Regions from separate parts of the Homo sapiens genome. Here regions 2 and 3 are each linked to region 1. Evidence: chromatin loops called from intact Hi-C (ENCODE). Cell type or tissue: CD4-positive, alpha-beta T cell. All regions are shown on one strand.

Region 1 (5,000 bases):
CCCAGAGACCCACTGGCTATGTGGCTGAACCTTGGGCTCCTACCGCAGCAGGCCTGTCAGACTCTGTTTCTCAAACTGCCTGCAAAGGGGAATCATGAATGCTTAAGTTGCTGCAGATGGGTTCTTGGGAGGATTGGCTTCTTGTGAAAATCTGTGTGTGTGTGTGTGTGTGTGTATCGGCTTCTTGTGAAAATTGTGTGTGTGTGTATCGGCTTCTTGTGAAAATTGTGTGTGTGTGTGTGTATGTGTGTGTAGACAGAGTCTCGCAGTGGCGCGATTTTGGCTCACTGCAATCTCCACCTCCTGACTTCAAGTGATTCTCCGGCCTCAGCCTCCCACGTAGGTGGGATTACAGGCACGCCATGTTGGCCAGGCTGGTCTGGAACTCCTGACCTCAGATGATCCACCAGCCTCAGCCTCCCAAAGTGCTGGGATTACAAGTGTGAGCCACCGCACCTGCCCTTTATTTATTTAGAGACAGGGTTTCTCTCTGTTGCCCAGGCTGGAATGCAGCAACGTAATCAAAGCTCAGTGCAGCCTCGGACTCCTGGGCTCAAGTGATCCTCCCATTTCAGTTTCCTGAGTAGCTGGGACTATGGGCGTGTGCCACCACATCTGGCTGAGAATCTTTAATTTTATGTATTAACTTTGGTGCTCTATAAACATCCTGGGATGCAACTGTGGTATCTGGGTTTGTTGCCAAATTGGCCTCAAGCAGATCACCTCTAATTGTGTCCAGGCAGAAAGTGTCAATAGGACAAGCTGCAGAGGATAAATAGGTGGGGTGGAGACTTGAAACTGGCACTGTTGTCCTCCTGTATGAGGCTATTCGACTAGCTTATTCCTGTTGAGAATATGGGCCCAGCTGGAGATTCGTTTTTAGGTAAAGCCTGACTTTTGTAAGTGTTGACATAATCATTACAGGCAAACATATGTAGGCCTATTTGACCCTGACGGCCAGTTTCTTTTCTTTCCTTTTTTTTTGAGACAAGTCTCACTCTGTCACCCAATGGAGTGCAGTGGCATGGTCTTGGTTCACTTCAACCTCCGCCTCCTGGGTTCCAGCAATTCTCCTGCCTCAGCCCCCTGAGTAGCTGGGATTATAGGCGTCCGCCACCAGGCCCGGCTAATTTTTTGTATTTTTAGTACAGATGGGGTTTCGCCACGTTGGCCAGACTGGTCTCGAACTCCTGGCCTCAATTGATCCTCCCACCTCAGCCTCCCAAAGTGCTGGGATTACAGGTGTGAACCACCGCACCCAGCCGGGTTTCTTAAAGTGACATCACCCCCAAAGGTATGTTCTTGAGGTCTTCCTCTAATCAGAGAAAGACTGCCTTAGAGACTACCCCATTCCTGTGAAAGCCCCCAAAAGCCCAGAAAGCAGATCCTGCTGTCTGACTTCCTGGCCCCCACCCATTGCTGTCTTTGGTCCTGGCTGCAGAGCTCCAGAGACATAGAGAAGGACAGCAGGACAGCAAGAGACAGAGAGCATCCCCAGGCTGGGGCACAGCACACAGCTCCCAGCCACCCAGCCGGCTACCTCAGAGATGGAGGAGTGGCAGGAGGAGGCTTTTTGCACCATCCGCTGTGCAAAGAGCTTTTTGAGCCGCAGGTAATCCTCCAGGACCACCTTCAGCAGCGAGCCCTGGGGGAGGGAAAGGGTTAACCCCCACCAAGGCCCTCCCCTGCCTGCCCCGCCCCTCGCCCACTCCCTCTGGGAGTAAGGGGTACACGGACATCTGATCCTGGTGATCCTAGGGCAGAGGATCAGCGGCAGAGCCTGGAGACAGTGGCCAGCCTGGACACAGGTGGACTCACTCCTGAGCCCTGCCCTTAAGGCCACCGCAGGCTGGAGTAGCCCCCCATCAGCCCTGGTGTTCTCGCCCCAGTGGAGGGTGGGTCTAGCTGAGCCTGGAGGTCTCTACCACCCTGTGTTCTCTGGAGTGGGGTCCAACCTCAGCCAAGGGACTGGGCGCGGAGCCTGCAGGGAAGGCTCACCTTGATTGGCCCCTCACGAATGATCTGGCCCAGCTTGGCAATGTTGTCATACTCCTGGATGGCAGCCCGCAGGTATCGGTCATCATCAGGCTTGACAGCTGCTGGCTCACGCCCAAAAGTTCCCTGGGGAGAGGGGATGTTAGCTGGAGCAGAGGCAGACCCCACACACATGTACAAGGGAGGGGGCCACCCCTTAAAGAACCCAGCTTCTTGGCCAGAGGTTGCAAAGACCCAGCCCCTCCACCCCTGCCCCTTGTGATGCCTGACCGCCTCTGGCTCACATGGGTGCGCGTGGGGCTGTTCCACAGGTCGGCGATCTCACTCAGGTTCTCCGGTAGGTCATCCTCATGCTCCGCCTGGGCGGCCAGCTCCAGGTTCCGACAGAAGGGATCCAGCCACACAGGGTTGGCTCTGCAGTTGGGGAGGGAAAAGGGTGGGGAGGGAGGGAAGGCTCGAGTAGACAGGTGCCCTTCCAGCCTCACCCCACATCCTGCCCATTTCCCTGGCCATATAGTGCCTTTCACTGACTTGGGGTGTGAGGCCCTGGTGCCTGTGGTGCATGCTCCCACCATAGGATCCTGCTGGAACCAGGACCGCATGTCAGTCTGGATTGCCTTTGGTGCAGAGGCTTCACCCTGCACCCACTGCCCAAAGTCTGCATCCCCTGGAACTTGAGGCCCACTGGGGTGGAGAGCCCCTGTCAGCCACGTGGTTTCTGAGGGTGGAGGGAGGGTGAAGGGAGGGTGGCCCGCCCACCAGGGGGCGCCCACAGCCTGGGTTTCGGCAGCCCCAGCGCTGGGAGACTGCAGCTCTCCCCAGCTGGGTCCTGGCAGGACTCCCCGCAGGGGACCGGGCAGGGCCAGTACCCCACTCACCCATCAAAGGAGTACTTGTTGGTGTTAGGCATGTCCATGATGTCGATGAAGCCACGATTCCCTGCAGGGAGAAGGGTTGGGGCATGGAGGGGAGGGGCATAGCCAGGGGTAGGGGTGGTGTTGGGGGGTGAGGGAGGATGGGGTGCGGGGCATGGTCCTGGGCCCAGTGAAGGGCCTGAGCCAGGCTTGTGGCTCCGGTGGGCACTCCAGGTCCCCAGCCCACTGCCTTCTCACCTGTGTCCCCACTATGGCCCTCACTTACCAGCTGAGCCAGCCACAATGGCCTTGAGCTTCCTCTTGTGTCTGGAGAGAAGCAGAGAGGGGCTGGTGAGGGGGGCCAAGCTGACGTCTCAGGCCCTGCCTGCCTCGTGGCCATCCGGGAGCAGGTGGTCGGCCCCCTGATGGCAGGGGTGGGGGACACTCACACAGTCCTGTAGTACCAGTTCATGAGGACAAAGAGCATGGCGGCCAGGAACAGGAGGATAGCCAGGACGATGATCGCCATCTGCGGGAGCAGGACCAGGGTAAGCCCGGGCAGTGGGGAGGGCGGCTAGGGCTGTGGGGCACGGTCGCCGGGTACCTGCAGGGCAGACATGTCATCCGGCAGCCGGACAGAGATGGCAGGCTGCACGTCCAGGACGTTGTAGTTCCGGAAAAGATTCCGTAGCTGCTCCTTGTTCTCATCGATCATCTGGATCACCCTGGGCGAGGGGCAGGGGTCTCAGCTCTCCTCCTCAGCCATTCCCCCACCACCGACAGTCTGCTCTGCTCCTGCCTCAAGCCTCCAAAGTTCAACAACCCCAAGCCTTGCAAGATTGAGGTCCACCGGCTGGGACAGCTTTGTGTTTTACAAGGTTCCTCGAACCTTCATGTAGGATCCTGTTCCATCCTTACAGTGGATGGAATACTCCCTTTTTTTTTTTTTTTTTTTTTTGAGATGGAGTCTTGCTCTGTTGCCCAGGCTGGAGTGCAGTGTGGCATGATCTCAGCCCACTGCAAACTCCACCTGCCAGGTTCAAGCGATTCTCCTGCCTCAGCCTCCTGAGTAGCTGGGATTACAGGTGTGTGCCACCATGCCAACTAATATTTGTATTTTTAGTAGAGACGAGGTTTCTCCATGTTGGTCAGGCTGGTCTTGAGCTCCTGACCTCAGGTGATCCACCTGGCTTGGCCTCCCAAAGTGCTGGGATTACAGGTGTGAGCCACTGCGCATGGCCTGAATACTCCCATGTTACAGATGGGGAGAGGGAGGCTCAGAGGGACAGAGTTGCTCATACCCCCAAACTCTGCTCTCTCTCCTAGCCCTGCCCCAGTCTGGGAGATGGCCCCACACAGTGGGCCTGATGGTGTGGTCTGTGTCTCCTTTGGTGTGTCCCCTCCCCTACTCCAGGGCAGGGAGGCAGGCAGACAGACAGGCTGACAGTCCAAACACAGGCCCCGACTCACCGGTCCACGTCCAGGATGCGGTTGGTATCGCGGTTCACCACGTGGATAAGCAGTTCTGTCTGCGCAAAGTTCACCCGGCCCTTCTTGTCCACATGGAACTAGATGAGAAGGGGTATTGTAGGGTGTGGCCACCACAGCAGGGGGCCACAGGGATGGGCAGGCCTCTTTTAGGAACCCCTTCTGCCCTTCCCTGCAAATAGACCCTTCACTACTGAATGTTTGAATGTTTGCTGAGGACCAGGCACGGTGCCAATCACTTCATCCACACTTGGCCAGGTACTATTTATTATTGGCCCCATTTTATGGAAGAGGAAACTGAGGCCCAGAGACCTGGGAGAACTTTATCAAAGCTGCACTGATAGGAAATGACTAAGTAGGGACTATACTGCCTTTCACGCCCTGGCCTTTGCACAATGCCCTGTCTCTCCTTGTGGCCTGGCCTCCCCTTCCTTCTCCCTCCACTGCCCCGGCCCCGGGTGGGCCCATGAGGCACCTGCACATTGTCAGTATTGACAATGGCCCCAGTGATGTTGGAGAGCAGGTGGATGAACTCCTCCTCGAAGCCGCGCACACGGTCGGGGATCTCGTTAATGACGATCTTGACGCGCTGGTCGTCCCTCAGGATGTAGATGCCGATGATGGCCGTGTCGTTGTGGCCTGCCAGGTCTCGGGCCACAATGT
Region 2 (5,000 bases), 240 kb after region 1:
TGGCAAAGTTGGGCTAGGGGCAGAGAGAAAAGGGGCTAGGAAAGTCATGGGAAATGGGCTGGGCTGTGCTGAGAAGAGACAGCCTTCAGTCTCAAAAGCAGGGGCTCCCACTGCCCACGGAATGCTAAGAAAGAGAAGGCTGGGGAATTGGGGGCATTGATCTGTCCCCCTCTACTCTCAAAGCAGCTTCAAACACTCAACAGTAGCAGGCCGGAAAGGATCCTGCTTCTTAGAGCCTCCCTCCACACCTGTCCCAAGAAGGAAGTGGCCAAATGCCAGCCCCATACACCAGGAGACTGCGGCCTCATGCTGTGAAGGGAGGCCAGTGGCCAGGGCAGCCATGGTCTCCAAATGAGGGGTCAGGCCCAGGAGCACAGCCTGCACCCCAGTCAAGGGAAGCTCACCTGTCACACTCAATTCTGTGAGCCTGTGCAGGGGTGCGGGTGGGGCCCTGAACGCTCACGAGCCTTAGGCGGGTGCCCCACTTTGCTCCCAAAGCTGAGTCCTTCCTTTAAGCACACTGAGTTCTCTCAAAAGAAGGGGCTCATTTTTCTTTCCCCAAACGCTGTTCCCTAAGCTAATGACCAGGGATTGTGACTGCCTAGGGGAGGCGCATTTTTCTAATTTTTCCACCCACAGCCGGTGTTGCATTCAAGTTTGCACAGACGCACGAATGGTTATGAGACTAGAGATGGCTGCCGTTGCCCGTCTGGCCCACAGCTGAGCAAAGCTGCTCCATCCACAGCCTTGCAGAGTGGGCCGAGGCATGTTTTGTCCTCTAAGACACCCATGGGTAGCCGATCTACAGGCTGGTGACCTATGACCTTGCAACACACCAGAAAAATCAGGAGCCTTTCTTGGAAACCTGGACTTAAGAAATCCAAAGACTGGGCATTAGGGAGGGCAGAAGGAGCTGCAAGCTCGCAGGGAAGAGCCGGGGCCAAGAGGACCCTTGAAGAAGGGCAGCTGCCACCCTCTCTGGCAGTGCTCATCAGCAGAGAGGGACAGACTGACACGGCAGAGACACGGCTGAGCCACACTGATGTTCTGTGGAGCCAGACTGAGTCCATTCTTCAGCACAGGCTGAATTTTCCATGGGATCCCCATCCCTCCACATAAGTCTGTCTGAATGGCTCCCCGTTACTTGCCCTGGAAGCCTTTGTTCTTTGCCACACAGAGCCCCTTGGGTAGAGTGAGAGGGTGAGGAGATGGGCGTGGTGTGAAGAGTGGCTGGGGTTTCGCTGTGCCAGAACACTCATCACTGCCACGCACAGGGACTGCGGAGGAGCCAAGGAGGAGCCCAGCCCACTAACAGGGCCCATCCCTAACAGGAGCTCAGAAGGAAGTCCCTCTGAGAAGGGACTTCTGAGAAGGAAGGGCCAGGAGTCTTACCGGAGGAGAATGCTCGTAGATGTTGGTGCTGTAAGGCAGGTTGATGAAGATGGGGTCCATGTCCTGGACATCTGTGATGATGATGGCCAAGTTGGCCAGGGTGGACAGAGGCCTGGTCTTGTCTTGATCCTTAGAGAGCGGAGAGAACACACAGCCTTAGGTTGAGTGATGGTGGGGACACTCACACACATATGTACACACACACACAGACCTGCACCGTGCAGCACATAAGTGCAAACACATGCACACGCACACACACACCCATGCTCTTGCACTCCAGCAGGGAAGGGCTTAGTAAAAGGAAGCTTAAGAATTCTAAGAAGCCATGGTGATTTCTGAGCTGTACAGGAAAACACAAACAGCATCCCCAAGGTCCAGAGGAAGGCAGCTTATCCAGTGTTACAAAGCAGGGCTGGGGTACAGCTAGACCTCCAGCCCCTAGTAGCCCAGGCCTGACTTCCTTGGACATCCGGTGGTGGGATGACCAGCTTGGAGTAGATATGGTGCTGCCCTCAGCTCCTTTGCTGAGTTCAGCTGGAGGTCACCACCCCTCTCTGTGCCCACTTCCTGCCCCCACTCATCCCAGGGCAGCAGAGGATTGACAAAGATGGGGACTCCTCAGAAGAAAGGCCACAGAGGGGATTAATCTGGCACCTGTGTCCCTGCATTCATGAGTCCCTTGCTTTGGGCTGGGGATTTACTGGTTCAGTGACTTTTCCCAATCCAACCAGCAGGGGGAGCTCCAGGGTCTGTGACATCTGGGGGACTCCGAGAAAGACTCCTGAGAGGTCACACAGGCCATCCCCCTGCAGCCAGGCAAGCAATATTTAAACCGTCAGTTGGGAATTTCATTGTATAAAACCTCAACGATGCATCTGTAGTCCCAGCTGCTCAGGAGGCTGAGGTGGGGCAATCACTTGAGCCCAGGAGTTCGAGGCTGTTGTGCACCAAGATTGCACCTGTGAATAGCCACTGCACTCCAGCCTGGACAACATAGCGAGACCCCCATCTCAAAAAAAAAATTTTTTTTTAATGCTTGGCAAGAAAGAAAACTCCAAATCTATCTTCTACTGTTTAAGTAGCCTGCTGCAACTGAATAACAATAGCCAGCAATAATAGTAACTGCAGTGCTTTGTACAGATGACGTGGCAGCCACTCTACCGGGCACTTCACTCGCATCTGTAGTTATGATGAGCCCATTATTCAGATGAGTTAACAGAGACTCAGAGAGGCTGAGTAACTTGTCCACAGTCATACAACTTCTAAGTGTGTAGCCAGAACTCAAACTCAGATCCTTTCACATAAAAATTTGCCACTAACAGTTTTGACTTGGGGCTCTAACATCAGTTCGGTCTCTTAATTTGCTGAGTAACCTCAAATGAGTTCTTTTTCCCCCTGGGAATCTGATGTCCTTTTCTGTGAGATGAAGGGGCTCAAGTGAATGACTTCTAAGGCCCCTCAGGCTCGAACATTCTCTGAGCTAAGATTTGAGGAGCGACTGTCCCCAGGTTAGCTCTCCCTTAGTTTGTCTGGGGTGACTTGAATGAAGCAAGGCATTCCTGGAGTTCCAAGAAGCCTGGTGCCTCCTCCTGGCCTGCAGAGATGGAGCTGCTGTGCCTAGGAGAAGGGAGGGCTGGTTGTCTTTAGGAATCCTCAGGGACAGCCAATGAGAGGGTGGGAGGGCCTTTAGGGATGGGAGTGGGTGCTGCAAGGGAGAGGAAGGTCTGGAAGCAGGAGGTGAGCAGAGAGGTTCTCGGCAGGCAGCCTCCCAGGCTCCAGGACTGGGGCCCACACGGCAGGCTTGGGCACTGCCCATGGGGAGAGCTCCCAGCTAGGGACCTGAATGACCACCAGGCACCCAGGGCTGGAGCGGGGAAGCTCAAAACAAGTCCCCTGACCTCTTGGACAGGGGATGCCAGTGGCTCTGATTTGCCATAACCAGGCTTTTGCAGGCAGCTGGCTTTTGTCTAGCCTGGCACAGGCCCTCTCTGTCCCATACCTGTGACTGCAGTCCTGTTCATGCCACAAATGCCCCTGCCCAGCCCACTCTGGACTCTGTGGTGGGGAAAGGGGAGTGATCCTGTCAGGCTCCCAGCTGTAACTCTGGGGCCCATGGCTCTCAGCAGCTTGTTCCCAGAGGATGCCTCAATTTCCCCATCCTGGTACCAGCTCAGTGGTGGCTGGGAACTGACACTGTTGCCCGCAATGCCAGGCCGAGAATCTCCTTCCTTGGGGAAGTGCTCAGCAGCCAAGGGCACAGCACCAGCCCCGAGAAGGACTCGGTGTCAGCTCCTCCAGAAGCAAGGGAGAAGCCATCTAGAGAGGGACTTCTAGGGCCCCTCCTGTTCTGCTGCTTCCAAGCCTGATTACTGGGAGAGTAACAGCAATTTAACTGTATTCATCATCCCAGCTTGAGCCCAGTCCTCTTGATAGGCCCCGCCACCCAGATTCTTGCCTGTGCCCAGCTCTGGTCTATTCCCCACGGTCCAAAGCCATTTTTATGGTGGGTGGAAATTATCCCACAGCGGGCAAGCATCTGCGTGTTTCTGGGCCCTGGTGTGTGCAAACAGTGCGGTGGAGGGGCAGCGCATGTGTGGGTGCCAGGCTGCATGGAAGGTGCAGGCAAATGTGCACAAAAAGCAAATCCTGGGCTTGCATGTCCCCTTGACCTCTGAGGTCAGTTTTACAAACAGCAGCACACAGCTCCTCCCAGGCAACTAACACTTAAACAGGGGAGAAGGAAAGAACGTGAGTGTCACCTGCAGTGACCTCCCCACAGCCACTGGGCCAGGGCCAAACAAGAAGTTCGCATTTCCTGGGTCTTGAGGCCTCTCTCTGCATCTTGGCCAAGTCTGGGGGCACCCCATCTTTCAAAACTGGATTCTGGACCCAGTCCAGATCCAGAGCCTTGGATCTAGAGCCTGTGACCTACCAAGGAGAGCCCCCCAGCGCTGCCGGCAGGCCCCTTGACAGCTATGTGGGTCAGGAGTGGATGCTGAGTGTCAGGCAGATAGGACCTGGAGGGTTGAGAGGGACTCCCATGTTTTTTTGCTCTTGGCGTAAGCTTTGTCAACAGAATCTAAGGGACAACAGGCCAGCTTACGGCCCTGCTGCCAGCTGATGGCTCCAGCTATGCCCTGAGGCAGCAGCTGGGAGCAAGGAGAGGGGGCGGGTAGGGGGAGGACCCTATTTAGAGTGTGGCTTGCCTGTTCCCCAGGATCTCCCAAACAGCTGGCACAAAGGGCATGCTGCGATGTTCTTGAGACCTGGAGATGTCTAGCCATGGGGCATGGTGGTCAGGGCACTGGACTGAGAGGTGGACAACCTGGTTTGGGTTCTTGCTCCGCCACTACTCATGGGCTGTGTGACCCTCAACAGAGTCAGCCATCAGATGGGATAATTACCCTCTCCTGCCTTCTGCCCTTGACTCACTCATCCTGGAATTCCCAGGGGCCAGCAATGTGCTTGGCACAGAGGGATGATGTGGAATGTCACCACTCTGTGGAGTAGAGGCAGGATGCCTGAACTCCTTTGGGCCCTGCAGGTTGGATGGTGTCAGGACACAGCTGGGTGAACACCTCTGTCCTGTGTCCCAGAGAGCAAGAGGC
Region 3 (5,000 bases), 430 kb after region 1:
GCCTGGGATTATACTGTTGTCTCCCCCACCATTGCCCTCTGCCCACTCCTCCTCTCTGCTGAAATCCGTTCTTCAAATCCCATCAGCTCCCAGAAGCCTTTTCTGCCCACTTCCCAGACCCCCCAGGTCCTTGTCTTCCTCTGGCCCTCAGAACCCTCACTGTCTGGATGACTCTCGCATCTGGGTATAGCATGGAATCTTGAATGATCTTTCCACAGTATGTCTGTCTTGTTTCCAATTAGATCATGAGCTCCCAGAAGGCAGGGACCAAAATGTGTCTGAAAATACATTGGACAGGGCTCAGAAAGTCAGGATTCAGCCCTGACTCTCCCACCATTTGCCTGCATGACCTTGAACAAGGCATCCCCTCCTCTGCCCCAAGCCTTGGTGTCCTCATCTAAACATGAAATGTGAGTTCAAGTTCCCAGGGCCCCGCTTGCTCTGAGCATGTAGGATCATTTCATACTGTTCTGTATCTTCCCATAGAATGATAAAAACTAAGATTTTTACATCTTAAGAGGGTTGCATCCACGATCTCATTTAACCCTCACAACAACTCTATGACAGTAGTGCTATTGTTATCCCCATTTTCACTGATGAGAAAATTGAGGCACAGGGAGGCTGCATCCGTAAAATTAACCTAGGTTACACTGTGGTATAAACAAACCCTGAAGCCTCAGTGGCAATAAAAGTTTACTTCTTGCTCATATATAACACGATGCTGGTGGGGTGGCTTTCCTCTGAGAGTGGCTTGGGGGATCTAGGGTGCTTCTATCTTAGTGCTTTACCATGGAAACACAAGGCCCTTTGGCCACACACAGGTCACTGTGGCAGGGCAAGAAAGGGTAGAGGAATCCACAGTCTCTTACCTGCCTTGGCCTAGAGTGACACATGCCCACGTCACTCCTGTTCCCCCATTTCCCTGGCCAGAGCTAGTGAGTCACATGGCTCTAACCTAGCTTCCAGGAGCCTGTGCTATGTAGTGTTGAGCACTAAGAATCTGCAACACGGGAGCCGCTCGACCGAGGCCACACAGGAAGGCGCAGAGGCAAGGTTTTGCACACAGACGGTGAGAACTGGGGCCTTCCACTTAACTGCTCTTCTATATTGTCTTCCAGGCAGTACCAGGTCTGTAGGGCATGGATAACAGAGCTTGGCGGTGACTGGTAAGGCATGGTGTGATGGATTGCCATTGTGAGGTGGGAAAGACTAAGAAGAGATAGCTGCCAGGCAGATGTGACATCAGGACAGGCAGCCACTGTCCATGGGAATAATCCTGACAGTTCCCGTCTGCTGAGTGCCTGCAATGGGCCAGGCATTTTTTTTTTTTCTTTTTGAGATGGAGTTTCACTCTTATTGCCCAGGCTGGAGTGCAATGGTGCGATCTTGGCTCACTGCAACCTCCACCTCTCAGGTTCAAGCGATTCTCCTGCCTCAGCCTCCCGAGTAGCTGGGATTACAAGCATGTGCCACTACACCTAGCTAATTTTTGTATTTTTAGTGGAGACGGGTTTCTCCATGTTGGCCAGGCTGATCTCGAACTCCCGACCTCAGGTGATCCACCCACCTCGGCCTCCCAAAGTGCTGGGATTACAGGCGTAAGCCACCGCACCCGGCCCTAATTTTTGTATTTTTAGTAGAGACAGAGTTTCACCGTGTTGGCCAGGCTGGTCTCGAACTCCTGACCTCGTGATCCGCCCACCTCAGCCTCCCAAAGTGCTGGGATTACAGGTGTGAGCCACCATGCCCAGCCTGGGCCAGGCATTTTATAAATGTTCCATCTGATCCTCCCAGTACCCTGGAAATAAAACCCACTTCTGCTCTACAGATGAAGAAAGTAGGCATCCAAGAGGCTCAGTAAACTGGCCAAGGTCAAGCAGCTGGATGACCTCAAGTCCTTCTGAGGTTTCTCACCCAGGGCCCTGCAGAGGGCATGACCAGGGAGGAAGGAGTTGAGGTGTGAGTTCCCATCTGGGCCCTGTCAGCCATCTGCTGCCACAGCCACAGCCAGGCATAGGCGGCCAGGGTGAGAGGGGAGCTGTTGTCTAGGGGCATCCTGAAAACGCTGGTGAGAGACCCACTGCCCTGGTCCCACCCCGCCCAGCCACAGGAAAATCCCCTGCAGGCTCCCATTCCCTGGGGGAGTACAGAACTGCAGTGTGGGGCGCCACCTGCAGGCCGAGTGCTGCACGACACCTCTCACCCCTCCCAGCTCTGGGTCACCTCCCCAAGCCCTACTTTGAAGGGAAGGCTAAAGGGCAACTCCTAGAAAAAAGCAGCAGGTTGGTGGTCTCCAGCAAGGCCTGTTCTTTACCATCTGCTCCTCCCCGCTGCTCCCCTATCCTCAGCCATCCAGGGATTCTCCCTAGCCTTGTTTCTATCACAAATATTAATGGATGGCTGGGTGCAGTGGCTCATGCCTGTAGTTCCAGCACTTTGGGAGGCCGAGGCAGGAGGATCACCTGACCCAGGAGGTCAAGGCTGTAGTAAGCCATGTTTGTGTCGCTGCACTTCAGTCTGGGCAACAGAGTGAGATCCTGTCTCTAAAACAAAAATGAAAAACAAATGAAAAAACAAATACGACTTGAAGATTTCCTACGGGCCAGGTACTTTTATGGGCTCATTTTGGAACTGGAAGTCTGGACTGTTGGTTTCAGTCTCTGCCCAGCCACTAGCTGGCTGTGTGACTCTGGGAAAATCACTGCCCATTTCTGGGCCTTGGCTGCCTTCCTTATTATAAAATGCAGGTAACAACTAGAGGCAACATTGTGGGGCCTGGAGTCAGGTAGGCTTGAATTTGAATCCCACCTGTGCCACTTCCTTGCTGTGTCACCCTTTGGGCAACTTAATTAACTTTTGTGTGCCCCATTTAATTCATCTGTAAAATGGGTTGATGGTGCCTATCCAAAGAGTCTTTTTTTTTTTTTTTTTTTTGAGACAGCATCTCACTCTGTCGCCTAGACTGGAGTCCAGTGGCATGATCTCAGCTCACTGCAACCTCTGCCTCACAGGCTCAAATGATTCTCTTGCCTCAGCCTCCCCAGTACCTGGGATTACAGGCGTGCGCCACTACTGCCTGGCTAATTTTTGTATTTTTAGTAGAGACAGGGTTTCACCACTTTGGCCAGGCTGCTCTTGAACTCCTGACCTCAAATGATTCACTCACCTCAGCCTCCCAAAATGTTGGGATTACAGGTGTGAGCCACTGCACCCGGCCCCAAAGAGTCTTATTATCAGATTAAATTATTGCTTACATATGATACAGTATAGGTAATAACGCACGTGAAGTACCCAGCTCAGAGTCTTGCTCCCTTTCCTTAACTCCCTCACATTTTGAAACTTACGGTTCACTTCCCAAGTCCTTCCTACGCTTCTCCCTAGGAAGGGCGGAGATCAGCCTCCTGATGCTGCCACTCTGATGCCAGACCCTGCCTATTCAGGGAATGCCAGGAGCCCTGGTTCCTGGAACAGGACTCCTAACCCAGGCCCAGTCAGTGTATAGAGAGGGCCCTCTATCACCTCCTAGAGTCACCCCCAACTTTATGGTGAGGACTTAACTTCTTTGCTGATTCATTGCTGTTATGATGAATGAGATCCCTCTGCTAGAGTTGCACAGTTACAACCACAGCAGCTGTTCATGGCTGCCCTGATGTTGAAATTCTCAGTAACTAAAAACAGGCGCACTGGGATACAGCCCCATACCAGGTAGGGTGAGAGGAAGGGCTAGCAGGCAGAATCCTTGTAGCTTTAGAAGGTCTCAAGAAGACCTGTAACTCCAGCTGAGACAGAGGCCTAGCTCCTCTGGAGGGCAAAGCTTAGACACGTCTCCTGATGCATCCAAATTGGGATGGGGTGGCTCTAGCTCTTAACGTTTGCAGGCCTTGTGTTTATTCTCTCTGAGCCTCAGTTTCCTCGTCTGTAATATGTGGGGATAATCCCTGGCCTGTTTACTTTCTCTGGTTGTGAGATAAAGAAAAATCTGAAAGTCTTCTATAAACTCTCCAGTCCTGTTGAGATGTAGTTCCACCCATAGCACACTGAATTCCTTTACTTATTTTTTTGAGCACACAGCTGGGCAAGGGGGTAGTTGGCTGGGGTTGTAATGGTGAGTACAATAGGCATCTTTCTTCCCCTCAAACATCTTGAGGGACAAAGGAGAAAAGAATTATCTAGCACCTTCCCAAGGAGCACTACAGCCTCCTTCTCCTTCCCTGCCTCCATTTCCTTCCAGGAAGGACTTCCTAGGTGACTCACATTGTGCCCAGCACATCACACACATATGTCACATCATTTGATCTTTCAGCCAACTGAGGCAGTGCCATCACCCCCATTTTAGAGATCAGAAAACTGAGGCTCAGGAAATGTAACTTTAAGCGGAGGAAGCTGGATTCAAATCCAGATTTTTCTGGGCTCTCCAATGAGAGTTAACCTCTGCACCATACAGGAAACAGATAATAAACAATTACTGAGGGCTTGTTAGGTGTCAAAGGACAGTGCCAGACACTTTCTGGACTTTATTTTACTGAAACCCTACACCGACCATGCCAGTTAGGTATATTAACCCAGTTTTACAGATGAGGAAACTGAGTCTCCAAGAGAATAAGGGAAGCCTCTCATTGCCATGCTGGTTGACGTCTTGGGAGTTGGACAGATTACAGTAATCAGCTAATGGCTGAGCAGTGCTCTGAAGATGAAAAGCCCTTATTGAAAGTGCTAAGCATGATGATTAAGTTGGAAGGTGGAATTAGCTGCACAGTGGGAGCAGGCTGCAGCCAACAGGAGAGGATTAGCGACTACTTGCCTGATTCTGTGGAAGGCAGGTTAGGAGCGAAAAAAACTGAGAAAGGTTTTCAGCTCCATGGTGGTGCTCACATCCAAGAGGATGAGACAGTCTGTGGACCTGCAAGGCAGTGATCACACCCCAGTGTTGAAGGGATCAGACAGCATCCATGGAAAGCAAAGTGGGCTCCCAGCTCCCTTTGCCTTTTCTCCATCCATCC

The links. Hi-C counts contacts between places; a loop is a spot of excess contacts. Peaks named below come from ENCODE experiments on the same cell type or tissue, not always from the same donor. Only the 100,000 strongest peaks of a DNase experiment are listed, where the experiment ranks them.
Region 2: it touches region 1 in a loop (4-fold over the local background); 7 of 110 quality-filtered maps call a loop at or near these places.
Region 3: a loop joins it to region 1, with 10 times the contacts of the local background. A loop is called at or near these places in 75 of 110 quality-filtered maps.

Annotation. Positions count from the first base shown.
Region 1 is chr10:71,809,889-71,814,888 of GRCh38, reverse strand. It overlaps CDH23 (cadherin related 23), which reads right to left. Exons shown (of 70, transcript NM_022124.6): 61 at 4,813-5,000; 62 at 4,320-4,417; 63 at 3,454-3,574; 64 at 3,299-3,378; 65 at 3,136-3,176; 66 at 2,874-2,934; 67 at 2,280-2,409; 68 at 1,999-2,121; 69 at 1,541-1,645. LOC124902446 (a long non-coding RNA gene) reads left to right here and starts at 2,131. Exons shown (of 2, transcript XR_007062185.1): 1 at 2,131-3,397; 2 at 4,264-5,000. RefSeq lists an enhancer at 3,324-3,826. In CD4-positive, alpha-beta T cell, CTCF peaks have their summits at 2,560 and 2,760 (motif pointing right); DNase peaks (open chromatin) are centred at 2,319 and 2,758.
Region 2 is chr10:71,567,311-71,572,310 of GRCh38, reverse strand. CDH23 (cadherin related 23) reads right to left here. Exons shown (of 70, transcript NM_022124.6): 8 at 1,393-1,521. Among named protein-coding and RNA genes, the nearest start is that of CDH23-AS1, 58 kb to the right of the region's middle. RefSeq lists enhancers at 1-497, 3,899-4,720. In CD4-positive, alpha-beta T cell, CTCF peaks have their summits at 1,944 and 2,148 (motif pointing right); a DNase peak (open chromatin) is centred at 2,120.
Region 3 is chr10:71,381,568-71,386,567 of GRCh38, reverse strand. No RefSeq gene overlaps it. Among named protein-coding and RNA genes, the nearest start is that of CDH23, 13 kb to the left of the region's middle. In CD4-positive, alpha-beta T cell, CTCF peaks have their summits at 1,975 and 2,175 (motif pointing left); a DNase peak (open chromatin) is centred at 2,147.